Linked DNA regions of Mus musculus: regions 2, 3, 4, 5, 6 and 7 are each linked to region 1. A link is a loop called in an ENCODE intact Hi-C map of the cell type or tissue named here. Cell type or tissue: heart. All regions are shown on one strand. Region 1 holds the start of Apbb2 (amyloid beta (A4) precursor protein-binding, family B, member 2). Region 2 holds the start of Uchl1os (ubiquitin carboxy-terminal hydrolase L1, opposite strand). Region 3 overlaps Nsun7 (NOL1/NOP2/Sun domain family, member 7). Region 4 overlaps Apbb2 (amyloid beta (A4) precursor protein-binding, family B, member 2). Region 5 overlaps Apbb2 (amyloid beta (A4) precursor protein-binding, family B, member 2). Region 6 overlaps Apbb2 (amyloid beta (A4) precursor protein-binding, family B, member 2). Region 7 overlaps Apbb2 (amyloid beta (A4) precursor protein-binding, family B, member 2).

The links. Hi-C counts contacts between places; a loop is a spot of excess contacts. Peaks named below come from ENCODE experiments on the same cell type or tissue, not always from the same donor. Only the 100,000 strongest peaks of a DNase experiment are listed, where the experiment ranks them.
Region 2: a loop joins it to region 1, with 2.2 times the contacts of the local background. A loop is called at or near these places in 9 of 42 quality-filtered maps.
Region 3: a loop joins it to region 1, with 2.2 times the contacts of the local background. A loop is called at or near these places in 5 of 42 quality-filtered maps.
Region 4: a loop joins it to region 1, with 4 times the contacts of the local background. A loop is called at or near these places in 16 of 42 quality-filtered maps.
Region 5: a loop joins it to region 1, with 2.8 times the contacts of the local background. A loop is called at or near these places in 10 of 42 quality-filtered maps.
Region 6: it touches region 1 in a loop (2.6-fold over the local background); 5 of 42 quality-filtered maps call a loop at or near these places.
Region 7: a loop joins it to region 1, with 2.5 times the contacts of the local background. A loop is called at or near these places in 8 of 42 quality-filtered maps.

What each region holds. Positions count from the first base shown.
Region 1 is chr5:66,618,307-66,622,306 of GRCm38, reverse strand. Apbb2 (amyloid beta (A4) precursor protein-binding, family B, member 2) reads left to right here and starts at 3,490. Exons shown (of 17, transcript NM_001201413.1): 1 at 3,490-3,739. In heart, CTCF peaks have their summits at 1,760 and 1,979 (motif pointing right); DNase peaks (open chromatin) are centred at 1,816 and 3,566; H3K4me3 peaks cover 2,366 bases; H3K27ac peaks cover 2,206 bases.
Region 2 is chr5:66,676,387-66,680,386 of GRCm38, reverse strand. Uchl1 (ubiquitin carboxy-terminal hydrolase L1) reads right to left here. Exons shown (of 9, transcript NM_011670.2): 2 at 3,940-3,951; 3 at 3,315-3,443; 4 at 574-724. Uchl1os (ubiquitin carboxy-terminal hydrolase L1, opposite strand) reads left to right here and starts at 3,890. Exons shown (of 5, transcript NR_102714.1): 1 at 3,890-4,000. In heart, a CTCF peak has its summit at 2,145; a DNase peak (open chromatin) is centred at 3,706; H3K4me3 peaks cover 1,132 bases; H3K27ac peaks cover 700 bases.
Region 3 is chr5:66,261,813-66,265,812 of GRCm38, reverse strand. It overlaps Nsun7 (NOL1/NOP2/Sun domain family, member 7), which reads right to left. Exons shown (of 13, transcript NM_001302833.1): 3 at 1,746-1,804; 4 at 1,192-1,322. Among named protein-coding and RNA genes, the nearest start is that of Nsun7, 3.9 kb to the right of the region's middle. In heart, a CTCF peak has its summit at 2,274 (motif pointing left); no DNase peak of the experiment used is centred here; H3K27me3 peaks cover 29 bases.
Region 4 is chr5:66,383,411-66,387,410 of GRCm38, reverse strand. All of the region lies in intron 9 of Apbb2 (amyloid beta (A4) precursor protein-binding, family B, member 2), which reads left to right. Among named protein-coding and RNA genes, the nearest start is that of Gm52775, 120 kb to the left of the region's middle. In heart, a CTCF peak has its summit at 1,546; DNase peaks (open chromatin) are centred at 1,540 and 2,520.
Region 5 is chr5:66,557,617-66,561,616 of GRCm38, reverse strand. The region is part of intron 1 of Apbb2 (amyloid beta (A4) precursor protein-binding, family B, member 2); the gene reads left to right. Among named protein-coding and RNA genes, the nearest start is that of Gm52775, 56 kb to the right of the region's middle. In heart, no CTCF peak of the experiment used is centred here; a DNase peak (open chromatin) is centred at 1,886; H3K27ac peaks cover 676 bases.
Region 6 is chr5:66,467,951-66,471,950 of GRCm38, reverse strand. All of the region lies in intron 3 of Apbb2 (amyloid beta (A4) precursor protein-binding, family B, member 2), which reads left to right. Among named protein-coding and RNA genes, the nearest start is that of Gm52775, 34 kb to the left of the region's middle. In heart, no CTCF peak of the experiment used is centred here; DNase peaks (open chromatin) are centred at 907 and 2,080; H3K27ac peaks cover 176 bases.
Region 7 is chr5:66,522,757-66,526,756 of GRCm38, reverse strand. The region is part of intron 2 of Apbb2 (amyloid beta (A4) precursor protein-binding, family B, member 2); the gene reads left to right. It overlaps Gm52775 (a long non-coding RNA gene), which reads right to left. Exons shown (of 4, transcript XR_003955743.1): 4 at 1-4,000. Among named protein-coding and RNA genes, the nearest start is that of Gm52775, 21 kb to the right of the region's middle. In heart, no CTCF peak of the experiment used is centred here; DNase peaks (open chromatin) are centred at 2,396 and 2,856; H3K27ac peaks cover 769 bases.

The DNA.
Region 1 (4,000 bases):
TGTGATGCTTTCTGACTTGGCTCCTCTGTTTTTTGACATTTTTCTCCACTCTTCTTTGCTTATGAAGAAGGTATTCTCTCAGATCTCTAAATGTCAGATCACTCCCAATAGAAATATACAGATCCACCAAGATAAAAAGTTAGCATTCCCTCCCCCCCTCCCCCCCACCAGGGTCTTACTAGGAAGCCCTTGCTAGTCTGAAGCTGGTTATACAGGCAAGGCTAGTCTCTGACTCACAGAGATCTCCTGCCTCTGTCTCCTCAGTGCTGGGATTAAAGTTATGGCAGCCACACCAAGCTTTAGCTTTTAGTTTCCATACTGGAAATGTATTTGGAATTATTACTAAAGCAAATGAGGACTCAGATATTTTGTTTCGATCATTAAATTTCCCCGGGTTTCACCTTAAACAGCTCTTACAACAGATGACCAAATAAAAGTACTTTTAGCCCTAAATGTCGGCACAAAACACCTTTCTAAATATTTATTTGTTTGTTTGTTTGTTTATACACTCTTACTCTCTCCAGACACATCAGAAGAGGGAATTGGATTTCATTACAGGTGGTGGGAATTAAACTCAGAACCCCTAGAAGAGCAGTCAGCGCTCTTAACCACTGAGCCATCTCTCCAGCCCCCCACCCCCACCCCCAAACACTTCTTGATGCCACACAAAACCCTTTTGCCATTTGACTGACATACTTAGTGCCTAGTGTTGGTCTATCTTAGCAGTGGTTCAATTGGTTGTTGGTCAAGGATGTTCAAAGCTTAATGGACTTCCTAAGAAGAAACCAGTAACAGGGTCTCCTTTGGTTTATACATTTAACTTGTGAATTCAAAACCAGCAGTGGTGGTGGCTGCACTGGTTTGAGTGGATTGGGAATCCACTCCTGGCTGAGGCAGGAGTTCCCTATCCAGTGCCACTCAGGTTTGCTTTTGTTCTTTTTGACAGTAAAGTCCAGGCTAGTCTTGAATTCACTGTCCTCCTGCCTCAGCCTCTGTGGTGCTGACACAATAGATCGATTTGTCTTCTTTAAGGAAGCCATTGATATCTCTGGGGTATGAAGTAAAGAGCATACAGAATCTAAAGACTTGGTGTAGCGTTGGTTTTATAACATTCTTGTAAGTGTTCTTTCCACTAAAATTCCCTGAAACACCCATACCTCCACTTAGTAGGGCTTTTGATCTTATGGGAATTTACAGGAGGTAATTTTTAATGTGCTGGACCCATTGTTTACTTGATACTTGATAAAAACAAGTGCTCAGGATATTCTTGGAATAGTTCATTTCCTAAGAAAACAGTTCGTGTGTGCGTCAGCACTAAGGGGAAAAAACCCAACATCACAATAGCTATCAAAATTGCATAAGGTGGTAAAATGAGAAATGATTTTCTTTGTGATCTTAAACGATGAGGTATAGGGAAGCCAATTACTTATTTATAACTTGAGTGTGTGGTGCCAGGCATTCTCCAGCCCAGCTAAGGCGCGGTTACATACTTAGCTAGCCAGGGAACCTGGCAATCCATTCCACCTTAAACCGTCCCTTTCAGGAACAGAGAAGAAATTATGGATAGGATGCAGGAAGGAAGCAAAGAAGAGTTCAAAACCAGTGTTCCAGTCCCGTCAGTCCTCCCTGGAAATAACCGAGGGAGTTTCCTCCAACAACTGCAGGATGCTCTGTAGCCGGCCCCTCACAATCGGGACATCTAAGTATTCAGCTGGCAAGGAGGTGACTTCCCGACTCCTCCCGCAGGCCGCCAAGGGAATGAGCCTAGGAAGCAGGCGACCGGGCTGGGACGCAGAGGCGGGAGCAGGCAAGGAAGCGTTTCCGCGGTGATCCTGGAGACCCTGCCGGTTTCCGGAAGGGTGATTGCATCAGGTGTGGAGCAGGGCGCCTCCTCCGCCCAACCTGGAGCCCACCGCGCCTGCGCGCCCCGCCCCGCCGCCGCGGCTGACTCCAGCGCGGGTTTTCCTGCGCGTCCGAGTAGACCGCCTGGAGGGGGCAGGCGCGGTTCGACCCGGGAGCCCGGGAGAATCGGGTGGTAGGGTAGGCTCTGGACGTTGGCGGGCTGGGAGATCAAGGTGCAAGTTGGTGTGGTAGCCTGCTGAGATCGCCGCGATGAAGGATTCGCAGGGTGGGCTTGGGTTCATTTCCTCCTCTGTCTGGGCTTGAAGGACACAGTAGCCTGTGTCTCAAGGCCCTCTACAGTTTGCTTTTCCCAAGTTGGCATTTGAACCCTGGTTTTTGACTCTTCATGGTTCGCAGGATTCGTTGGGCCAGTCTTGGGATGCAGAGGTTCAGTTCCAAGAGTGAACCTGCATAGATTTATGGAGATTTTTCTGTAGCAGTACTATTGGCCTTCCGCGGAGTCTGAGGGAAATATTGATTATAGAAGAGGCTATAGATTACAAGAGACCACCAACACACGGCGTTCTCTCCATTCCTGATAACCCAACACTTTTACATGTCAACACCTTGTGTATGGAGATGGCAGAAATGGCATTTCATAGAAACTATTCAATGGACGTCAGTTACTGCTGGGCTGTAAACATGAAGGCAGGGGCTGCGATTTGCTTACAGGTCTTAGTAAGGGGATCTTGTGGAACCTCAATAAACTCATGCTGTGTGAAGAAAAAAAGGAATAATGCCCATCTTCACTGTAGGGAGGATGAGTCTGAGTTTATTATCTGATTGAGGAGTGCGTTGTCAAAGAGCCATTACTTAGTAGTTATAATTATTTTCAGAATTACCTTTCTAGAGGAGATGGTAGGTAGCATGGTCTGTGTATAGCAGAGTCCCCATGACTAGTCCTCGGATGGCAACCGCATCAGTACCTGGGATTTGATACTTACAGGCGCTTGTGCAGCACGGCACAACGACTCATCCAACCCCTGGAAACGCGCCTAGCATGCTGCTTCAGCAACCTTCCCAGATGAGTCTGACTTAGGCATCAGTTTAACACCCCTTGGCTTGATGGAGAAACAAATCAAGGACTTCCAGGTGCCTGCAGTAAATCCACTTAATGCCTAACGAACAGGTAGCAAGTAGATAATGCTTTTCCTTGTTCGCAGGCATATTTCTTGCATGGCGTTATCTCGCTGTGATTTTCCAGGGCAGGAATGTTCCTGTGTGGCATATGTCTAGCCATGGGGGATGAAGGAGGCAGAAGGCAGGAGAAAGTTTCACCTTTTAACATTCAGTTAGCCTGGAAGGCTGTGGACAGCTCTCATCTTGGGGTATTTTTCCATTCTACAGGAACGCAGACGCGTGAGAGAAGAGTTTCCCAAACTGCCTTTTGGTGCAGACAGACGCTAGGCCACCTGGAGGGGATACCCGGGCTGCCCCGCAACCCCCAGCCTCTGGGTGTCACCCTGGCGCCCCTTGCCTCCCTGCTGTGCCGCAGCTCGGCCGCCTCCACCTGCAGGGGTCGCCCTGGGAGCGCGGCCCGCCCCCTTCCGCCGCGGCCTCCGCCCCCGGCCCCGCCTTGCTGGGTTCGCCCGGCTCCGCCAGGCCCCTCCAAGCCTTTCCTCGCGCAGCCGCCGCCAAAGCCTGGAGAAGTGGAATCTCGCTGCCGCTGCTCCCTGCGCGGGCCTCGCGGAGCCGCACTGGGCATGCTCAGTCGCCGGAGCCAGTGCTGCTCTAAGTAGGAAGCTCGCGTGCTGCAGCCCGCAGCTGATCCGGGTGCTCAGCGGACTGCGAGACCTGGGAGCCGGGTCCGGAGCCGATCGAACGCCGCGCAGCGCTGGTGAGCCCCGCTTCCTTCCATGCCTTCAGCCCGGGGATCCGAGGGATGGCCCGGAGTGCGCCGGGGGTGCCGGGCAGCCGGCGAGCTTGGCTGCTTGTGCCCTCGCGGCTGCTGCTCGGTTTCTGGCGGTCACCGCCGGTCGCCCAGCCGCAGCCCCAGCTGCAGCAGCTGCCGTCGCATCTGCAGCAGGCGTCCGCTGCGGAGTCCCGCTCGCCCCGCGCCCGCGCTGCAGGGCCGGCGCTCTGGCTGCGGGCTCGCTCC
Region 2 (4,000 bases), 58 kb before region 1:
TTAATGAATGAATCTTTACATCAGCTGGCCCTCCAGTATTCCTTTCACTTAAACCCCATAAAGCTGTGAGAAAAAAAAAAAAAGAAAAAAAAGAGGGCCAATACTTCTTAAGAGAATTAGTTTCCCTCAAAACAAATAGCAACACACCCTTCATGGTACTATATCTGGGTTCATTAACAGGCTTCAAACTACTTTAAAGATGGATGTGGAGGCACACACCTCTAAGTCCCAGTAGGAAGCTGAGGCAAGAGGATTGCCTTGAGTTCAAGGCCAGCCAGGCCAGCCAAAATTAGAGCCACAGAGTGAGGGCCTGTCCTGACCCACCTGAGTGTATGTGTTTATACATTGCTGAAATAAATGGTCCCTGTAAAACCCCATGTTTCTTTGAACCCCACGCCTCAAGTTTAAATAGCAGGTGACTTAGATGGTGAGTGGACCCCCCAAGCCTCTATCAAGCAGAAGGAGAGGACCCCACAAAGCTCTACTCTAACCCCCCATTGGCATGCCGTGGCATGTACCCACAATAATAATTAAAAAAAATAACAGATGACCAAATGATTAAGCCACAAGTACCAAATTCCAGCTTGTCTTGGTTGTTGGCCACTGCGTGGATCAACCCGATGGTACCACAGGAGTTTCCGATGGTCTGCTTCATGAAGTAAACTTTAGGGCTAACTTCCTGTCCCTTCAGTTCCTCAATTTGCTTTTTCCTGAAGTTTTCATGCTGTGAATGGGAGAAATTATTTGTTTTGGGTTTTTTTCCATCTCAAAACGAACATTTAAAGTAAGCAGATGGTGGTCCAGCCAGTTCTAAAGAGATAAACAGCGGGATGTGTGACCATGAGTAAGCGCCATGGTTCTAGATGCTGTTGAATGCCCAGAGTCTTCCTCCCACACCCAAGCAGGCCGTGGGGCTCCACCCCGATGCTGCAGTGCAGGCAGGCACTGCCTTGGATGCTGCCCAAGGCTGTCTAGACACCACGGCAACCTTTAGCTGGAGGCGGGGTGTCGTGAAATCTGCAAACAGAGCTGTACTCAGGGCTTTCTCCCTTCAGTGAGAAGAATGACTGCATTTCAGAGGCTTCTAATCAAGCTTTGATCAATACCCAGTGTTAGCACCAGCTGGTATCTGTTCCGCTATTCTTCACCGGTTCCATTTGTGTGCAAGTCAATGCCTTTCAACAAGGTTTAACTGTTTGGAAGGGGCAAGCAGATCCAAGAACTTCCCTTCCTGGTTTGTTTTAGAAAAGTAAAACCAACTGGTACAAGGATTGGACTATGGTTTAAAACTAACAAGCAAACAAAAACCTAAACTTTCATTTTGCAGAAGACAGGGTACTAGTTTATCCTTGCCAGCAATACAGGGGATGTTCTAACCGGAAGGCAGATTAGCAATTATCTGGGGAGGCTGCTCTATGAACGAGAGATTTCCTCCGAGCATTAAATCTTTTATCTTTCTTTTAGAGTCAATTAAGTGTTCAGCGACTCCAGAGACTGTCCATTCCTCTCACTGCTGAGTTTGGAAGACCTGAGAAGTCAGGAGTTGCCAATCAAAAGCAGGTGCTGCTGCCCTAGAAATGCCCACTGCCCACGGCCAGCAAAACTCACACAGCACATCAGCCAGCTGGGTTCCGATTCTAGGAGCCCGCCGTGTTTAGTGTACTTGGGAATGCGAGTGTGCATTTTCTCTGTGGCTATAGGAGAGGAAGACAACTGTCCTGGGAGATGAACTGAAGCTCGACTGTTCTTGCTTCCCACTTACTGTTCAGGGTTCTCGCCCCTCTTCCTGCTAATCAATCAGCTATCGTTGTAAAATAGACCACCACCCAGCTCATGCCTAAGCTCATGCCTGGATCTCATCACCACCAAAGTGATTTAAGATGTTCACTTCGGAGCTCCCGACATAACCCTAGTGAGGATGAGATGCCTGCTAAACTAGCTTGCTTGCGGACAGACTATAAGCTTCATTTCTCATCAAAAAGAATTCTTCAGTGTTTTACCCATTACATATGCAGAATAAGTACTCTATAGATGGGGCAGATTAGACGGCAGCTAAAGGACAAAACAGTAGCCCAACCAAACTGGAATGTCCTCTTAAAAAATCCACTGGAGCCTGCAAAATGAGACCAGTTCCAAGGGAGCGGGCTCACCACTGCCTCCCAGAGGCCTTGCCTGAGCTCTGCTCAAAACCTCCAAGTCATCATGGTTCCTCTGGAGAGCAGCTCCAGAAACCTCTACGGCAGGACGAGAGCCGACTTTGGTTCAGTCAAGGAAGCCAATCTGACACGGAGTGGTAGCAATGAAAGCTCCGACTGGAAAACGCGTCGCCGACATCATCCAAACTCCATGTTTGAACTCATCAGAGACCATCTGCTAGGAGCAGGGCCTAGAACTTCCCATACAGCTTAGTTCCGGTCAGGTCAAGGATGCCTCTAGAACACCTGCCCTCAGGACGGTATTTAATTAGCCTCATCCCATCTGGCAGAGACGCAAATGCCTCCAAGTTTTACCAATGTCATCCCCTCTTAAATCATTAGGAAGCTAAGAGCCCACAGGAGGGAGACGATGCAGTGATTTACTGGGGCTCCACACACGGCGAGACAACGCATAACCCCCAGTTTTGTCTTTCTCTATGGCTCAGCCTGAATCATTTGCATCCCTGCCCAGTGGAAGATGGAAGACTGTTTCAGAAAATGAAGAAGTGTCTCTATGACTGTGTCACAGGAGCCCTACTTCATCCAGCCACAAGGTCAGAGAGGTGGAGACCGCGGCTCTGTGCACCAGTGATTCAGCTTTCTAAAAGGAACGTTCAACAGTGTGCCTGCTGGGAGGGGTGGGGGAGGGGAATGGAGAATCCACCAGAGAGGCAGATGGAGGTGGCAAATGAAGAGACAGCTCTTTTGACTTAAGCAAGCCAGGCCCTCATCAGTTTACAGTCAGGTGAGAGAGCAACAGAACCAAACCAGGGACCTGACCCACTCACGGCCCTTAAAAGGAAAAAAAAAAAAAAACAAACCGGCCATCCGCAAGTGGGAGCAAGGCTCATAAGTAAACAAACAAACAAAATAAACAAGTTGGAGATCTTTCTTTGGATAACTGAAAAAAAGACTTAGACGCAATGGGCTCCTTCTCTTCCAAATTGAGGCAATAATGGACATCACAATAGAGCCCCGATGAAAATGCAAGCACCTCCCACCCTAAGAAGTGGGATCCTTATCAGGGACCCTACAGGAAAAGGGGACAGCGTGAGGTAGGAACTCATTCCACAACACTGCGTATCCACTGAGACCCGCCCATCACAGACCTCTCCCTACCTGGGCCGTGAGGGGAAACAGGAGCAGCAGGGCGCAGGCAGGGGATGGCACTGAGCCCAGAGTCTCCTCCTCCAGCCCTAGCACGTCGGCGAAGCGCCACTGGCCGGCGACCCCCAGCTTGGCCAACACCTGCAAGAAAAAGACAGGGCAGCCAGACCGAAAAAGCCAGACAAATAATGGGCACCTGCTAGGGGGCGGGGCCAGCACGAGCATCCCTCGTGCGGCCCTCCCACTCCCCAACCCCCCACCAAACACACACACACGGGTCCCCACCCGAGTCTGGGAGGAGCCTCCGCGCCGTCCCACCCTGCGTGCCGCGCAGTGACACAGCACAAAGCTCAGCCCACACGTGGCTCGCGCGAAGCCCTCGGACTAGAGTCCGCGGGCCGTCGCCACGCCCTCGAGAGCTGCTCCCCGCGCTCGTTGCTGTCCGGGTCCATCCTCCGCCACCTCCCCGTGATCGATCTCTCAGTCACTCCCAAACCCCTAGATAACTCAGGGCAGAGACGACACCCAGCTGGGCGCCCCAGCCCAGCCACCTCCATTGCACAGGGCGCGGCCGGCTGGGCGTCTCCAACGATGCTCTTGGAGGATAGGGACAGAGACTGCGCGCCGCGCCACTCACTTTGTTCAGCATCTGAAAGCCAAAAGCAAAGAGGAAAATGATAATAAAACTAAATGATTCA
Region 3 (4,000 bases), 360 kb after region 1:
GTAGGTAAACTGCATATTGTACGGACATGAGGACCTAAGTTCAAACACCCAGCAGCCACGTAAAAAAGCCAGATGCAGCATCCCTTGCCTGTAATTCTAATGCCCAGCAAGCAGAGGCAGGAGGATTGCTGGGGATGGCTGGCCCAACCACTTTCACCAAATCAGCTCCAGGATCAGTGAGATACCCTGTGACTTAAGTAGGGAACAGAATCATTGGAAACTTACCGCTAACCGTCACAGGTATTGCACCCGTCTACACACATGCATGCACACACACACAACACACAACACACACATATACACGTGCGTGCACACACGTGTGCAAATCCCTCATGATTAAAGCACCCCTCATTAGCCTCTATATCCCAACACTGCCACAAGAGAATTAAATTTTCAACATCTGAATTCTGGGGACACCTTCAAGACATCACACCCAGTGCCATTAACACACAGTAATGTTTATCATGCACTAACCACTTATTATATGTCCAATTCTAACTTCACTAGTAATCTGTTATCTTTCCTAAGCGTCCTTTGACATAAGCGCTTAGCCACATGGCAGTCTCCTGTTGATATTTAGGATAAAGAAGAAACTAAAACACATTAGTTTGTTCTTCACTAAACAGATTTTTTTTTCAATTAGGCAAACAGTGAATTCTTGGATAGTGTTAGAATTTCTCATTTGTTACATGTTAGATTTTTTTAAAAGGCTGCCAATTAAGAAGACAATAGTAGCTATTTCAAATTAAATTTAGCTTATACATATACTAAAACTATAAGACATTTGTAATGATTCCCCACATGTTTTGTTTTGTTTGGTTTTTTGGTTTTTTTGGAGACAGGGTTTCTCTGTATAGCCCTGGCTGTCCTGGAGCTCACTTTGTAGACCAGGCTGGCCTCGAACTCAGAAATCCGCCTGCCTCTGCCTCCTGAGTTCTGGGATTAAAGGCGTGCGCCACCACGCCCGGCGATTCCCCACATGTTCATACCTTGGATCATGCAATTCAACATCTTACAATAATTTGATTTAAAGTTAGATATTCAAACTATCCATGACTGTTTGCAAAGGAACTCAAAACACTTATATTTTTCCATAATTTTTTGAGACAAAGGTATCTATAAACTATATTACATAAATATTTCATAAATCAAAATGCTGATGTTGGTTTCACAGGCATGTTCTTTTTTTACCCGTTTAGAAGGTTCTCGACTTCTTGAACTTCTGGTATGGTCTCTTCATTCTCGGAAAGGATGCGGGGCTGGAATTTTCTGTCTTGGAAGTCATACAGCATCACAATGATAAGACTGTTCAGCTGACTTGCCTACCGAGGGGAAACAAGGCACATGAAGAAAGCTGAAGGAACCCACCCAAGGGCTTGAGGTGCGACTCGGGACCTCCCAAGTGTGAGAGTGAATATGGATGGCAGAAATATTTTATCCTGTTATTTTTCATAACAGAATAAGAACATGATCGTTTTTTACACCATAGGGTTAGATTTAGAAATAGAGGAGGTCTTCAAAAGAAAAAAAATATCTAGTTTGAGAGGAAAACCTCAAAAAAGACAATTTGAGGTATTAGGAGTCACGTTGATAGAGCCAGGGTCAAAATGCAAGTCTTAGAAGTAGAAAATAACGTATATTTAAAGATGTCTCAACGTAATGCAAATTGTTATTTAGTTACAGAGGGAGTTTGCATACTTTCTCAACATAATGAGGCCAACTAATTCTAAAAGTTGTTTACTTACGATTGTGGTACTTGAGAAGATATAGCTATCTATTAATATACTTTCCAAAATATCTTGATCTGAAAGACAAGGGAAAAGCCTGCTACCCAAAATATCAAATCTGAAAAGAAAGACTTTAAATTATATACACTTTCTAAGTAATGCTGTAAATTTATTTTCATATCTAATATACACCTCATAATTGTATAAACTGCTAATAAATCATAATTGTAGCACAAGATGAAACAGTTATAATCTTTATGAATCCTGCATTCTTATGGTTCAGGTTCTACATAGATTCAAATCACTATCTGAATAAATAGAGTCGTCATAGAGGAATTCTAACCTTTAATTTATGACCTCTGAAAGACATTAAAGAAGATATAACTAATAATATTAAACAATAGGGGGGCTGGAAAGGTGGCTGGGCAGTTAAGAGCACTGGCTGCTCTTCCAGAGGATCCTGGTTTGATTCCCAGGACGCAAATTGTGGCTCTGAATTAGCTCCATTTCCAAGGGAATTTGGTGCCCTCTTCTGGCCTCTGATAGCATTACATACGCAACCATGTACATAAAAATATTTGAAATGTTAAATGATCTTTCTCTTTTCAGTTTTAAGTATTGCTGATACGTTATATAAATGACCAAATATTAATATTTTGTTCTGGGTTTTTGTTCTGCTTATGAGAGAGGTTAGTTTATCTGAACATCCTTGCTGGTGTTACTTATCAAGGTTTTTGCTAGCCTTGTGATGGGAAGTGTTTCTCTTCCTCTATTCTTTTTTTTTTTTTTTTTAAAGATTTATTTATTTATTATATGTAAGTACACCGTAGCTGTCTTCGGACGCTCCAGAAGAGGGCGTCAGATCTTGTTACAGATGGTTGTGAGCCACCATGTGGTTGCTGGGATTTGAACTCCGGACCTTCGGAAGAGCAGCTGGCTCGGGTGCTCTTACCCACCGAGCCATCTCACCAGCCCCTCTTCCTCTATTCTTTTGCACTTCTTTTATTAGGCATAATTTTAGCTTAAGTATCTGGCACTAATCAAGGCATAGATGAGATATTTAATCTAAGACCTGAATGATAGGAGTTGCCATGTAAGGTTTTGCATAAGGACAGTAGTCCAAACAGCAAAAAACAGAGAAACGACTCCATAGGTGCTGCGTGGAAACTGATAAACATATTTCTGACCCTCCCGCTAGGTTTGTGAGTATTTTATGATACACTTAAACTATAAACATCATGTATGTTTTAGTACAGCAAACAGGAAGTAAGCCCTAACTTTAATCCATTCACCATTCATGAGAAACAAAACTTAGTGATATTGTAGATGCTGGATTTCAATCTTTATTTGGAAAATGAGAAAGCCAAAGAAGACAAATTTTGAAGTGGAGACTACAATTCTCATAGGAAATATTTGCGGGGGAGGGGGCGCTGGAGAGATGGCTCAGTGGTTAAGAGCCCTGACTGCTCTTCCAAAAGGTCCTGAGTTCAAATCCCAGCAACCACATGGTGGCTCACAACCATCTGTCATGAGATCTGAAGCCCCCTTCTGGTCTGAAGACAGCTACAGTGTACTTAGATATAATAATAAATAAATCTTAAAAAAATCTTTTGGGAAACATTATACATATTTAAGCCACCAGCTTTGGAGACAAACTATAATTTCTATCAATGTAACAGACTTGTGACGTGGAAGATGTGTGTCGCAGGGCCGAGTGCAGGAAAACAGTGCACGATGTTGCCAGTGTTGCACTTGTTCTTCAGGACTCTGCAGAAACAGTCACCTCTGGCAGCCTTCCGTATGGTGCAGGAAGCACTAACTTTAGATATCTAAAGTTATATAGCACTCTTACTCTGAAATATCAATTTAAATAACAGCTATATTTTATTCGATGTATTCTATGTTTTGGGCAGGTGAAGGAAACTTGACACCCATATAGATAAAAATAAAAATAAAAATAAATAAATCTACAAAGATACACACACGCACACACACACACACACACGTTGACAGCTCTGCTCAGAGTAGACATATCTGGTTATGTCCTATCTACAGTTATCCTTACACTTGGGAGTTGGCAGTTAACTACCATGAAGGAGCTCTGGAGATTTGAGTCTAGCACTTTGGAGGCAAATTAGAAAGGAGAATCCTATTTACACTTGGCACTCCAAATTAAAGCTATTGGCTAAGAATTGAATAACCCTTTTCGGGTTGACTCAGTTGAGGTATTTACTGTTTAAAGATTATGCTTTTCTTCTTCTGTCTCTCTGCTG
Region 4 (4,000 bases), 230 kb after region 1:
GTTGTCGGAAGCATCCAATCCTTTGGGTCTCAGATTCCTCATCTGTGAGATAAGCACGCCTCATATTAGAAGCCCCGTCTGATTCTGAGGAGTTATAAGATTGCCTATGAAATGGAGCAGCCCTAATCCACAGCAACTAGAGATGAATTGGTTATGTCTAGAAAGGGATGCTATAGTCCTGGCTGCCCTTTCACGGGCCCTACACTCTGCTCATGGACTTGTCCCGCAAATGCATGAGTTCCTCACACTATAGATGAGAAAGCGATGCTTAGAATAGCTCGAATGACCCATCTCATCTCACAGTGTGCTCATCTGGTAGCTGGTGGAAATAAGAAGTCTTCAACCCTGTGCACATGACTCCCAAACCTCTTGTTCCAAGCCACTGTTTCCCCAGGCTTAAGGTCGCTTTGGCTGTCTATCTAGATGGGGTTAAGGTAGCAGAGTTGCCAAGGGTGGGTGTGAGTTCTGGAACTGGGAGGTCATTGCCTAAAGATGGATTCTTCTGGACTCCTATGGCCCAGTGCTTTGTGGCATGCTGGCCTTGGCAAGGTTGATATGATCGTCACACTGCTGAGGACAAAGGCTCACATTAATGAGTCCAGGAGCCACACAGATGCAGATGCAACAGGCCTACAGAGAACACTGAGTAGGTGACACTGTTGGGTTTGAAACTTATATCAAAATAAGACATGATTTTGCGGTGTCTTCTGCAGGGACATAAGCATAGTTCATCACTGCAGTACTTTCCATTGCTTATGTCCGTTTGCAGTTAGTGCCTGGTCCGCTCAGCCATTTTATTATCCAGGCACTGGATCTTATGAGGGCTTTTCTTGTTCTGTTCTTGCTACACCCAGCCCCACATGGAGAAAGGAAGGAAGGAGTGAGGCTAGTCGGGGCTGGGTATGCTTGACAGCGTAACTCTCCAGCAAACGGGATAGGAGTGCAAGGTTCTAATATTCCTCTTGAGATTTATTTATCCGAGCCTTCCCTTGGTTCCTATTAGCATAAATTTCCATGAAGTAATTCTATTAGCTAGCAATTCACTAGATTAACCCTAAGAGATAAACAGGAAATCGCAGGGAGCGTCTTCTCTCATTCAGATCTGTTTCTGATCTGCAACAAATGCACTTTCATGCCTTCGCATTTCTGTGGGATGTTATAGCTGCGTGTAGTAGTCCGTGCCATTGAAAACGACTTTGTTTTCTTCAGAAATTCTGAACTATGAGAAACTCTTGGATTTGATTTGCATGGTTGATTCATTCTCTGGGTGGGGGAAAAAAGAAAGAAAGAAAACATTTGTAAAATGATTAATGCCAAGGGAGCAAACATACTTAGCATTCAGTGTGATGGCTAAGACTCTGGCTGGACCTGGCCCGCTCAAGATTTGCTTCTTATTTACTGTGTGGCTTTGGGATCTCGTCCTCTGTATTACATAATAAACTGCTCCAGAACTTGGTAACTGGAAACAGTTTCATTTTCCTCATGACTTGGAGTTTGGGAGTTTGTGCAGAATTCAGCCACACAGCAGTGCAGTTCCTCTGTGATCCACTAGTAGGCAGCAGGACCTGGAAGATCTGCATCTAGAGCAGCCCTTCCCCGGACTCATCCTCCAGGGCCCACTCTGTGTTGCTTGGGCTTTTAGCAGTACAGTTCACTGGGCAGGAAAGACAGGAAGCCAAAGCTACCAGGTGAGAGCAGGCTTTTCTTGGAAATGGTACCACTATCTTCTATTAGTCAAAACAGAACTCGACTAATTCAGGAGGTAGAGAAATGGACTCTTGAGAGCTGAGCAAGGTCACAGAACAGGAAGTGTATGGAAAGCTTTATTGCAGCCAGTTCTGAGAGAGAGAGAAACCATCCCTGGCATCAGCCAGTCAAAGAGAATGCCCTTTGTCAAGGGGAGTGCGTATCTGCGTGACTCAGTCAAGAAGCCAGGCCCCGAACCCGGGGCAAATGTGCCAAGTCCTGGGAATAAGATAGAGCCACCGAGGCATGGCTTCAGGGTGGGAATTCATGGAGGGAATAGTAAGATCTTTTCTCGTCCCTAGGAAGGAAGAGCCCAGTGTTCTGCTTGGGTGTAGTTGGCCACAGAATACCAAGGCACAAAGCCTGGCTGCCCAGCTTAACCCTGCATGGTGTGTTCCACCTCCCCCACCCTCACTCCCAACTCCCCCAGCCCACAGCAGGGCTGACATGTGCATCATTGGCTAGAACTTATTCCCCTCTCAGCCCAGGGGACAGAGTTTTGTATTTCTAAAGCTGTTTCCTTTCCTTTATTTGCCAACATGGCTGAGCATAATACTGAAGTCCTGGCAGAAGCCCGGCTTCTTTCCCCCCAGTTAATTTCTGGTCACTTGTCCAAGTGAGTCACCCGGGAACCGGCTGCTGTGAGTCTCTGAATTTTAAAGGATGCTGCTGGGACAAGAGATGTCATTATCAACAATTAGTGGCTGGGCCTGGTGGTAGATGCCCTGAATAGGCTAACTAAAGGACAGGCAAGTCTTGTCCTCTTCCCTGTAGGAGCTCTGTAGGAGTCAGAGTGAGTCATAGCTGTTAACAGTGCATGGGTGGCTATGCAGAGAGTGGACCAGCAGGTGCTCGAACCTGGCCCCATAGGATTCTGGAAAGGAACTTTGGGTGATGGACACTCTGAGACATTCACAGCCTGCTTAGATACAAAAGTAATTCACTCGTCCAGCAGGGCTGGGCTCTTCAGGGAGGGTCTCCAGAATGCAGATGTCTTTCCATAGCTCCCCACAAAAGATGCAACATGTCTCCAGCTCTGTTTCCTCGGGCTGGTTGCCAGGTAACGGTGTTTTAGTCGTAATGAAGACATTTCTTGTTTATTTGCAGTTAATAAATTGATGGTTCTTTTATAGGACAAGGAGAATGAGTCCATTGCCAGGCTGTTTCTACCTAAGCCATTTCTCCCTCCCTACAGCCCCACACTCCTTTTTAAAAGGTCCTGAGTCTGAGGCTCTTCAGCCCAGCCGTGAAGAACAGGGCCTCAGCGCTCCCTCTGCCTCCAGCTCAGGACTCTGTAAGGAGATCATATCAGCAGCTGGCTGGCTTCTATAATTTCCACCTCTGTACTGGCACCAGGAGTGAGGGCTTTCAGCTGTTGTCTGCAGCAGCTGGCCACTGGGCATTCGCTTATTCAGTGTCAAGTGTGTATATGTTGGCACGTGACCTGTCAGGCTCAGGAGGAAAGCCTGGTGCTATGTAAGAAGCCATAATGGCATCATTTCACAGTGACAGGGTTAGGGATCCGATCTGAAGTGTCCCTGACAGGCCCATGTTTTTCTCCATTTGTGGAGAGTGTGAAATGAGCTAAGTATGACCACCATTACCACCGTCCATGATGGTAGGCTGAGGGGGTCATTGGGAGGCGAAGACTGCCTGGTGGACGTAGGTCACTTAGACAGGACCTGTGATGGTTGCAGCCCAGCCCTCGGTTCCCACCCTGTTCTTTCTGCTTCCTGTTGGCCCTGTGAGGAGTGCCTGCCACATGCTCTCTCAGCCATATACTCCCTCCCCCAAGCACTAAAGTCTCTGAACCCACAGGCCAAAATAAACTTCTTAAGTTATTTGTGTTAGGTACGGTGGTCACAGCAGGCCAAAAGTAGCTGCTATAGACAGTTACCATGCAGCTGGAATTAACCAAGAGATCTGTTCACGAAACTCAAACACTGATATTTCAGTTGACTTTGAGAGACCCTTGGGTCTGTGATTCTCAGCCTGTGGGTCACCTAACACCACCAGGGGGAAAAGAAAACAACTAAAAGTAGATATTTACATTATGATTCAGAACAGTAGCAAAATTATAGTTATGGAATAGCAACAAAAATAGCTTTATGATTGGGGTCGCCACAACCTGAGGAACTGTATCAAAGGGTGACAGCATCAGGAAGGCTGAGAACCACTGCCTTAGATGAAAGACTTCTTTATTAAAAACATGGCCGCCCATTGAGCCAACAGATTCCTAAACAGATCTCCAGGT
Region 5 (4,000 bases), 61 kb after region 1:
CTCTCTCTCTCTTTCTCTCTTTCTCTTTCTTTCTTTTTCTCTCTCTTTTTTCTTTTCCTTCCTTCCTTCCTTCCTTCCTTCCTTCCTTCCTTCCTTCCTTCCTTCCTTCCTTCCTTCCTTCCTTCCTTCTTATATAGCTCAGGCCATCCCAAGAGTCTCGGTTTGGCAGAGTCTATCCTTGAACTCCTAAGCCTGTTTCCATCACCATCCAAGTGCTAGACTATAGGTGTGCCTCAGCGCACCCAGCTACACTGTCTCTTTTTTCAGTTGATTGTCTCAGGTATTTTGTTATGCTGACAGAATGCTGATCAACACAGAGCTACTTATGAAATAGATGGGCAGTTTAAATAGATACTGCTACCAGTTGATAATTGCTGAAGCTGAAAAATGTATCTACTATTTTGTCCATTTGATGGTTTCTTTTATTTTATGGGCATTGGTGTTGTGCCTGCACGTATCTCTGAGTCAGGAGGTCAGAGCCCCCAGGAACTGGAGTTACAGACAAGTTGTGAACTGCCATGTGGGGGCTGGGGACTAAACCCGAGTCCTCTGCAAGATCAGCTCATGCTCCGAACCACTGAGCCATCTCTCTAGCCCGTCCCCCTTAACTTTTTTTTTTTTTAATAGGTTTTGGGTCTTGTTTTTACACAATTGCAAGAACTTGCAGCTGGAGTTTTGGAGGCTCAGGTTTGCAGCTCTCGCCCCTTGCTTGCTTGTCTGTCTTAGGGCCTCATTTAGCAGTCTGGGCCCTCTTGTTCAGAAGAGAAGAGAGGAGAGTGGTTAGCACGGTGGGTCCTCTCTGCCAGGGCTCAGACGCAAGGCTGCTCTTTTGAGAGAGGCAGTGGCCTAGAGGGAAGAAGACAGGATTTGGTTTTTTTCTATCAAGTGTGACGCCCGGGAAGATCATGGTGCCCCCTCGGGATGTGAGTTTATCATGTTACCATCCTGAGTTTGGCCTCGCGTACAGGAGAGCAGAGCATTCTGTAATCCACACTGCTGGTTCAAGTTGATAGAGTTTCAGTCAAAGCATAGGAGCATCTCATCACACTTTGGCTGCACGGCCTTAACTCTTAGTTGATGCTTCTTATCCTAAGTGATAGAATTCGGATCCGGAAGGGCAGGGTCAAGTCCCTGTACTAGAGACGATGCACCACTGGAGAATCCCTTTCTGTCAGGGTTTGCCTAAGGATTCAGTGAACTAATATATGCCGAGTTACTTTAGTGGTGTCTAAGACATAGTGACAGCTACATTGATTCAATTAGTTATGTGAGTAGCTTGGGTTTTCAGGTCTTTTAATGTCTGTTGAAGGTTTAGTGCACCTATCACCTTTAAATCTTCCCCTGAACCTCCCTCTGTCCCTCCGTCCCTTCTTCCCTCCCTCCAGGCTCAGAACGCGTTGGAAAGCTCCTCGCTGTCTTGTAAAACAAATGGACCAGGAACAGAGAATCGCACCAGAGCCTAGCCTTCCTGGAGACCATGCGCCCCACCCTTCCTTTGCCCGCTTATAGTCTCCTGAGTTGCTGGAGGGCTTGCCAGGGCGCTGGGAGTGGAGCCCTGCCTGGAACCCTGGTCTCCAGACTACAGGCTCTTGCTGCTGCCATATCTAGTTTCTGGCATCTTACTTTGGCATCCTGTTTGCTGGCTTAGAGTGTTCTGCAGAGAGAAATTCTATGGTTTATCTGCTAGGGCCAGAGTCAACCCCTCCATTAAGGAGCGCCTGTGAGATGCTCTTGCAGGCAGGGGAAATGGAAGAGTGCTTGGTGTTCCTCGGCACGCTGACTAATCCCTTAGCCAGCAGCTGCTGTCATTTCCTCTCCACGGCCTCAAGAGCTTCTTGGCCAGGCTGGCAGCACCTGTGAGGCCTTCCCTCCCATCCCTCATAGCAGCCTGTCATGGTCACCCCATTATTTTATTACCCTGTGCTGATCAGATCATTGTCTCCTTACACTGAGTCACCTGCTGGCCTTAGTGTTCACCCTTGCTGTTTCCTGGTAGCACCTCCCCCTCACCCCCCACCCCTGGGAACATCCTGTGATTCTTTTTACTACTGTTCACTTAAACTTTGCTTGCCCCTTAATACTGTTTCTTGCTTCCTTTATTCTCTTTGCTTGCTTCTGTTTATTTTCTATTCATTAAGCTGGGAAATAAGTTTACAGGCCTGTCTCATTTATTCCAGAGCTGTGGCTCCATTAACAGAATCTATACATCCCTTTGCTTGCTCTGCAACTCCAGAGGTGCTTAACAGCTCAAGAAAATTCTAATAAGGGGAAGGCCTCTCTCCCCCAGATGTGACAGGTGCGGTAGTGATGGGGAGACCAGGTGGGATGCATGAAAGAGTACAGCGGATCTGGGCTTTTATTTCCATTCCTAAGTGGTGAGTCTTTGGGAAAGTTATTTTTCTCTGCTTCCACTTCAGTTTTTGAATAAGAAAAAAAATGAAATCATAGTACCTGCTTCTTGGGAGCTGTGTGAAATGATCTGTTTTTGACACCAATTTAGTCCAGTAGAGCTCAGTTACTGTTACTACTGTAAATATTGAGATCTCTGAGGATCACAGTAAAGTAGCATTTTATTTTATGTGTAAATTATTTTTAGGTGACAGTTTTTGTGAATTCATTCACTCCTTGCCCTTTCTTCTTTTCAGTTATGGGGGAGACACCATAAATGATCTGGTGTCCACATCTGTCTTGAGTATGGGGGAGGCGGGTGGGTGGTGGTGATCTGGGGTCCACATCTGTTTTGCGTGTTAGGGAGGTAGGTGGGTGGTGGTGATCTGGGGTTCATATCTATGTTTAGGCTTTGGGATGTGGAGACTGATCTAAGATTTCCTCTTGGAGGAGACAAGGAAGGGAGTGGCAGGCTCCTTCTTGCTTCTTTAGACTCTGTCCCTGGTTCAGCACACGGAGACTGGGGTGGGCTGGGAGGTATTCGGTAGGTCCTTCACTCACTTCCACTGTCCTCAATGAGCTATGCCCAGGGCTCCTGAGCCTGCCATGGGCCAGGTAGAATGGTACAGTGGTCAGACCCGTCTCGGATAGCATCTCTGCTCTGTTGGGGAACTTCTCCCCCTTTGAATATATAGTAACCATGGGAGGAAGAGACTGTGGGGAGGGGTGATTGTGGGGAGCAGGGGAGACTCACAAAGGAACTGGCATGCTGTGGTTGCCCATCTTGTTAGTGCTTTTTCTGGCACGACATACAGTTCTGGGTTGTGGGAAGCCGCTGCTGAAGGAATTCCAGACAACAGCAGACAGGTTGCGAGAGGCATTTTTATGGGCGATAGGTACCCTTTAAATCTCACCCTCCTGTGAAGGCTTGTCTTGAAGAGTTAAGACTTGCGTCTGTCGTGTTTCCTCATCTCAGTGACAAAGCAATGTCAAAATGCATATTCTGGGCTATAGACCAGACAGCTGCCTGGACATGTACCCTTGGGAGAAGCTTCCAGATGTGCCCATGCCACTGTAGCTCAGCGTCCCCTCCCTTAGCAAGCCACAGTGGCTGTTCAAGGGTGTCTGCAGCATAAGTCCTTTGACAGAACTTCAGCTTGGGTCTCTGTGGTGGTGGTCTGAATGGCAATGGCTCTCATAGGCTCATATGTTTCCATACTTGTCCCCATTGGAACTGTGTCAGAAGGACTAGGAGGTGTGGCCATGTTGGAGGAGATGTGTCATGGGGACAGGTTTGTTGTTCCCAAAGACTGGTACCACTCTTGGTCTCTACCTCCTTCCTGCATGGGATCAAGAGGTGAACTTACAGCTGTTCCTGAACCCCCATCATAGATTCTCTGAAACCTCAAGTCACATCAGACACTTTCTACTATAAGTTATCTTGGTCATGGTGTTTTGTCATAGCAATAGGAAAGTCATTAATACATCTATATTCATTACTCTTCTCTCACTGTGACAAATTACCTCAGAGTGGAAGGATTTATTTGCCTTTATATTTCAGAGAATTTAGTCCATGATTGCTTGAGCCCATTTCCCTAGAGCAGGAGTGTGT
Region 6 (4,000 bases), 150 kb after region 1:
AGGTCTGGGCAGTAATTCTGTAAGAACATTTGCTTTATAAGTTATTTGTGTGATTTCTTAGTCATGTTCTGTCTCACTGTGGCAGACTTTATAGTTTGGGTGAAAAGATAACACAGTAAAGCCTTTGCTATCCGAACATGAAGACCTGAGTTTGATCTCCAGATTCAACCTCAAAAGGCTGGGCATGGATGGCACTGTCTGTTTGTAATCCCCGTGCCAGGGAGACAGAGACAGGTGGAGCTCTAGGTCTCACTGGCCAGCTAGCCTAATGGTTATAATGATGTGCATATGTCCTTATTATACACAGTTGGAATGTCCTCTCCCAGTGCATTCTGTTTTGCACAGCATAAATGGCAGCATGCCGTGGGTGACATGACAGAATAGGCTAATGCATCCGTATTGACCAAGCCTGCCCCTGGGAACCTGGGCAGGACTTGAATCTCAGTAAAATGTTTCACATCAATCCTCTCTCCTAGATCAACTCAGCTCTAACCCCAGCAGCTCTTCCTGTACAATCATAGCTGGTTGCTCCAGGTGTAATCAGAGTACCACTATCTCTCTCCTTCACAATGTAGATGGAAGCCTTTTGACATCCAGTTGCTCACACTGTCAAGATGTCACCAGCATCTTCAGATACTCAGTGAGTCTTCGGGGAGTCTGCCCTGCTCACTCTGTATAAGTCAGCTTTGGGTCGCAGAGGTAGTCATCTTTGCAGCATGCCCCGACATGTCCTCTCTTTGGTCTGCCTAGTCTAACATCATATGACCTTGACCAAGAGATCTCAGCCATCTTATTAGAATCTCTAACACGTTTCTGGCCGGCCAGCCTGTACGTGTTCTCATGACAGTAGCAGAGACCCTGGGGACTGGAAATGGGCCTGCACTCTGTAATGAGGACCTTTGTCCTCCTGTTTGGTAACATCCAGTTAATCAAACTTAGAGCTGTGAGGCTGCACAGTGAGGAGAGAGGGTGAGGGTACAGGCACCTGGGGATGGGTGTGTCAGTGCAGTCAGTTGGCCATGAACCCGGCAGTGCATTTGGAAGTGGTACTTGCTTGAAGCATAAAGCATTGCTGTTATTTGCAAGCCACAGTTATAGTGCTTTTGAGCTATGAAAAGTAAGGATCAGGTACTCGAATGAAGGAACCATAATTCTTTCACTTTCTCTTAAGATTTTTGGTGCTGTTACAAAAGTAACCCTTACGTGGAAAAGAAGCCTATGTGTAATGGTCTCTATTGAGTATTTCTTCTCTGATTTTTGTTTTCCCCAGAGAGACATCTCAGACAGCACCCTTCTCCGGGCCGTGGGTACCACCCTCTGACGCTATTCTTAGGAGTGGTTTTGGAATCTCTCTTAGAGAAGGCTGAATAAGCAAGATGCACACTGGATTCTATGTTAACGGGTTGTGTTAAGGCAAGACAATCAAGATGTCGGATTGGTCCCTCTAGGGAGCCTTAGGAGAGCTGCAGATTTTACTCTGTTCTTACCTTAGTAAGTGATCAATTTAGACTCTCCCCAAAACAGTGCGTTACAGCAAATATAGTGTACTTAGGTATGTAGATGGCAAAAGTGTACTAGTAATTATAATTAATGTCCCACAGAATGTAAAATTCAAGTTTCTTCCCATAGAGCACAGCGTTGTAGGTGAATTCAGTCTGTGCTCTTTGACTCTTTCCCCAATAGAAATAAAGTAAGTTGGGATGGAATTCCGCTTGTATATGTGCTTAATTAAATTCTGTTCATTACGTGCACATCAAAAAAGTAAACACACACTAGTCGCCTAATTAACATTGTGTATTGTCCTGAGCATGTAGGTTAAAGTTGAGTTTTGCTCATTTTCTGACTTTAGAAGCCACCTCCAGAGTCAGATACAATTTTACGTACTTCCTCTCAATTGTATTGTTTTGTTTCCCCCGAGCTGTAAGGAAAAGGATCTCAGGTCTTGCTTTCCGGCAGCTGTTTCCACTTGCCTGTATTTGAAGATGTTAGATATCAACTCCAAAAGAACCTGACAATGTGTCAAGAGTTATCTGGCAGCATTAACTACTCCAGGTGGAGCCAAGTTCGTGCACAAAGTCCTGAGGAGTGTGGCACTGTGGTCAGGAGCCTGTGTCAGGGGTGAACAGGTCCAAGGCACGATAATGGCCCGGGACCTCCTTTGGTGGGACGTCTGCCAGGCTATCTAACCGTGTCTGCTTCTCGGTCTGTAGTAGTGACATCATCGCAGGACCTCTCGTGCCAGGCTGTTAGAAGTGAGACATGGGATCGTCCTTGGCAGAGGGACTGGCAGATGTAAGGGTGCTGTCAGTGGCACACGAGTGCTGGTATCTGGTCATTTGATGTAGCTGCTCTCCATTTTATAGACCTTGAAATGGAGATGGAGCTCTTAGGAGAAAATATTGAAAAGCCTGAAGATTGACTCATTACATGTTTGTCGATGGATAGAACAGTATCATCCGTAGAAAGGTTTAATCCTGGCATCCAGTGTCTAAAAGCATTTCTCACCTAACATAAGCTTGCAGGCTTTCAAGTTCAGTTGTACATTGATACAGTTTTGTTTTGTTTTTTTTTTTTTGACAGACCATCTCTTCTTACTTGACAGCATAAGATGGTGATTATTTCAATAATGTCAGAAGAAATTTTTCATTAAAAATTGAACTCATTTTATTATTTGTGAACATTGTCACAAAAAATTAGGGCAGGGCAGGGAAGGAAGGAAGGTCTGGACCCATCAAGGCTTCTAGGGTGCTTATGTTGGGTGTACAGAGCTTTCCAGAACACTTGGATTTTCTTCAGAAAGTTTGCAGCCCAGATGAGAAAACAGATCATGTAGGATTAAGATGTTGGCAACATTAGTAGCAGATGTCGTTTATTAGTGCTTAAACTGTACAAGCCACGAAAGCAAGGAAGCAAGCAAGCAACACATGATTGCCCATTTGATCTTCAGAGAAACTGTTAGATTGAAGACATTTGGACCCCTGACAAATACCAGACACCACCATAAAGGACCCAAGTTATAAGTCAAAGCCAAGGAATGAGGTCTTGATTTTCAAAGTGGAGAATCTCCTTAGGGGTTAAAGAACGGGACTCATTGCTCAATTTTTGTTGCTATTTTGTGGTGGACTGGAAAGATCTGTGTGTCACAGTATCCAGGACTACAATGTACTCCGGAGCACATTCACAAGTGTCTTTATAGATACCCATGCCTAGAAATCCTGAACGTAAGTTATTGCTTACCATCATAATATACACTGGGGATTCCAGAAGTCAAAGCTTCTAAATAAAATGTAATTGTCCTGACTATTTGGGGGGCTTTCCTCAGAATTGACTAGCACTTTGAAGCCAGTGTTAATGACTCTAGTGCCTAGCATCCTGTCTGAGTCGACAGAGAAGTATGCAGTCCTCAGTCTGATGGACAGGAGTGGTAAGAACAGGGATTCTGCACATAGCTGAGCCTCTGGTGGCTTTTCCTCAGGGCCCTTGGTGCTCCTGTGCCTGACAGTTTGTCCTTTGAGATGAATCCCTACTTTATTTTTTCCCTTTTTAAAAATTAGTTTTTGTGTGTTGGTAAGTTAAAATTTCCTTCAAGAAAGTAAAGGAATCATTATAAAGTCTTATAAGGTCTTGGGCGGGGAGAGATGTGAGATCTGACAGGATTGTTCTGGGGACATGGGGACATGCTCTAGGAAAGCAGGTATTTGGGAATAGTAAAAGATTCGAGATTGTCCATGGTCTAAAGAATGTAGTTCCTGAGGTTTGGCGGTAAGGGAGTGAGTGTGGCTCTGGGAAGAGATGGAGTATTGGATAGAGGCCGGAGAGACGTAGAGTGTTCCGAAGCTGTGGCACCGCAGTGCCAGAGTCGGCTAACACAAAGAAAACGAGTTTAGCTCATACTTTTGAGTTCTCCATTCTTTTGAGAACTGAGTCACAGCTGCAGTTTTAATCTCGAATGGCCCCTGGTTCCTTGGTACCAAGCCCTTGGGATGTTTGGAAGTGAGGG
Region 7 (4,000 bases), 96 kb after region 1:
CCTCTCTCCTCTCCTCCTCTCCTCTCCTCTCCTCTCCTCTCCTCTCCTCTCCTCTCCTCTCCTCTCCTCTCCTCTCCTCTCCTCTCCTCTCCCCTCCCCTCCCCTCCCCTCCCCTCCCCTCCCCTCCCCTCTTCTTTCTTTCTCTCTATTTCTCTCTCTCTCTCTCTCTCTCTCTCTCTCTTTCTTATAAAATGGCAACATGAATTTATTAGAGTTGTTATAGGATCTATAGGCAGTGGCTATACTGAAATCTCTCTCCCTCCCTCATCAACTATTCCTGCCTCACGGGCTCTCCCTCTTCCATTACGTGACACTGTTGGGTCTCATCTTGTGTGGATAACTACAGCTTCCGTGAGTTCAAGAAGGCAGCAGCCATGTCACGCCCAGAAAACAGTGTTCCACCACAGTCCACCACCTCCTCTGGTTCTCCGTTTTCTTTTTACAACCCAGTTCCACCATGTTGCCTGCTCTGTGATGGGGGGTGATACTGATATCCTAGTTTTGATTTGATGACAGCGCCTTTGATGACCTCCTTTGATGACAGCTGACAGGAGCACTGACCTATGGGCACAAAAATTATTTAGAAGGTCATGTGATCAGCACATCACATCCATCTAGGAAAACAACAGCAGTAGCTCCTGCACTGGCCTGTGAATTCCACAGCCTTGAGCTTTTGACTGAGTTTGCAGTACACACATGCATGTGCTGCATTGGAGCCGGCCTCAAGCCTCCCCGGAGCATGGCAGTTTCTGGGATATATTAACATTTAGATTCTTGAAGTTCTAGGCTTGAGATCACAGACCTGGGGACTTGGGGTGGTCTGTTCATTTTGCTGTTAGAGTTCCTATAGTCTCTCTGCCACTTGATGTAGAGGAGGAGACCAGGATCCTAGTGAAATCACTGGAGGGCTTGAAGCCTGAAGTGTCTGAAGGTTCTGTGAGGGGAGGGTTAGCAAGGTAGGGAAGAGTAAGTTTGGAAACTCCACATCATACATTCCACCGAAGAGCCTAGGAGAAGTGTGCTCCCCAGATACACCCCCCATTCCTGTGTTCTTATTCAAACCATTTGCTAAAATGACTGGCTGTTATGTAATAAGTCTTAAGAGGTAATTTATGACAACAGCAAGAATATTGACCCCACGGGTGTGGTGGAACTTGTCTCTAGCCCCATCACCTCAGAGTCCCAGGCAAAAGGATCAGGAGTTGAAGGCTGGCCTGAACCTTCTTCTGCCATCACATGGAACAGATGTTGCATGACATACAAAGAAGAATGGCGGCAATTTCCCAGCCAGTCGTCCTCTCTGCATTGTTTCCATTCTTCCCTATTTGCTTTTAGCTGTGTGAGACCCCTGTTTCCAAAAACAAAGCCAACCCACAAGCAGATCTGTATTCCTTCTTTTTAGTCTTTTAGAAATGGACTTTTAGGTTTACAGAAAGGAGGGAGGCAGCGCAGAGAGTTCCCGTGTAGTTCTCTGCCTCGGTCCCCCTGTTATTAACATCTTACAGTACTGTGGCACATGTGTTGTGAATTTGTGGACTGACAGCAAGTCCCTGCTCTGTTCACATGTCTCTAGGTTTGACTGCAAGTCAGATCTGCCCTGTTTCACTTCCTGCTTTCTCTCCTCACATGAAACAACTCTTGCTTGACACACAGCAACATAGGAAAAGCAAGGAAGTTTCCCTGGATAACCCCCATCTTATTTCCATCGTTATTAGTATTCTTCCCTATTTTCCTGAGCTAAATACAAATATATAAATATAAATATATATATATGTATACACACACACATCATTATAGTTTTGACAAGCTGTTTTGAAGCAAATTATACATCTACAACATCCAAAATAAAGAAACAGCATTATTTAGAAACAGTACCATTATCATTCCCAACAACATTAATGCTGGCTCCTAAATGCTACTTAGTATTTGTTCATAGTGAGAGTCGCCAAATATAATCTCTTTTAATATCTTGAAATAATTTTAAATTAGAATCTGGGCAGAGGACCGTGTGTCTCATTGTGCTTTCTCATCAGCACTGACGTCTGTTTAGCTTGCAAGTGAGATAGCAAGGAAGGCCTGAGGCTCCGGAGCATAGGGAGGTTGTGGCAGTCCCTCGCACCACCCCTCTCTATTGTAGTGTGATTTAAAAAAAAAAAAAAAACAAAAACCAACCAACCAACCAAACAAACAAACAAACAAAAAACAATGCACATTTCAATAAAATAAATGGGTAAAGTCCAAATGAATCCTGACTTTCCCCCTCTCGGGGTGATGCCTGAAGCTGGTTTTGAAATCTCAAGTGATCACATTTGCCCAGCTCGACAAATGCTTCCTTATTTTAGATAAGAAGCCAGACTCAGAATTCGGTGTACAGTGACGCATTGTTTTCTGTTGAGCCCACGTCCCCTGGGTCTCAGCTTCCCAGATAGGAAACCACATCCTGAATAGCACTGAGTAGACACCACAGACATGATTTGTGGCTCCGCTGCATTTGCAAGCCTTATATAAGTCTTGGTTTTAATCCTTAGGGTGGAGTTTCACAGCGAGTTTCACAATTTTCCTTTAAGGCCAAAAAAAAAAAAAAAAATTAAAATAAAATAAAAATAAAAAAAAATAAAGTAAAGAGAGGACTGTGGGTGGAATCCTAGTTTGAATACACAAAGCCTGCGTGGTAGCCTTACCTGGAAGTGAGAAGAGAGTTAAGAGCTGACTAGGGTGCTTTGCTTTTAACTCGAAGAGTCCCTGGTATACTGTGAGCCGCTAGGGCTTCTTCCCGCTCTAGCTCTTGCTGGACCATAGACACCTGAAATCTGAAAGTGTCTGGAGTAGCTGTCGGGGGATGCCTACCCGCTGGGGCTGCCTGGGCTACAACCCACAGACTGTAAGAAGCTCCCGCTGGGACCCCAGGAGAGGGCTGCACACTTTGGCATGGTTCCCTATGAAATGCTTTGGTCGCACTACAGAGAGGAGTGGCACTCTTAGGAACATTTCCCTCTTTCTTCTGTGCAGATGTGCAGCGAACTCTTCCTTAATTTACCCCATGGAGTCTTGTTGCAGAACTCAGCTCACTGTGAGAAGAACGCTTTGTTTCTACTGCCGTGGGGTTCTGTTGACTCACTTGGAAGAGGCTCAGCATAGCACCTGGCTGCTTTCTTTTCTGTCCTTAATTTCCATTGTCTTTCCTTATTGTATTCCAACTGAGTGGATTCTCCTGTTATCTCTCTCTTCCCAGGGAACCCAAGAAAAGCAATGCTTGTACACCGTAACTCTGTATGTTGAGGGTAATTACTGTTTTCTTTTACTTTCCCTGTTCAAATGAGAAGAGAGGGGAATTACTAAATATATCAATATTGTCTCTTTAGTCTTTTTAACATCCTTAAATAAAGAGGTTGCCTTGCTGAATGGAAATGTCCAAACATACAACTTTTGCTCTGGCATGTGTATGTTTAGCGTTTAAATATTTTATTTCCGGTAGCACAAGTCATCACAGAGTTACTTGAAAATTCTAGAAGAGCAGGAGAAGGAATCCAGAGACAATGACATTAACATTTTTTAATCTGTGTGCTGCCTTCTTAGACTCCAGGTCATGCTCAATAGCATTAGCGCGTCTTGGGAGGTTGTTAGAAATGCAGTCTTTTTTTTTTTTTTTTTAAGCAGAACAAAATAAACAAACAAACAAACAAAAAAAAACCCAACCAAACAAAAAGAAATGCAGTCTTGGATTCTAACACAGACACTCTGAATCCTAACTTGACTGCATTGTGTTTACATGTCACTAAAATTTGGGGGTGCCGCTCTAGAATTCATCACCTAGGGAAGCAGATGAATAGAGACCCCGACAGCCAAATTCGGTGCTCAGGTCTTTATGTTCTCTGTCACTGTTTCTTGAGATAGCCTTCAGTATGTGACGAAGATAAAAGTAAAGTCATTAAAACAAACAAACAAGTTGCTTTAGAGAGAAACTTGGCTGTCTCACAGGCAGTCATTTCATTCATAAACA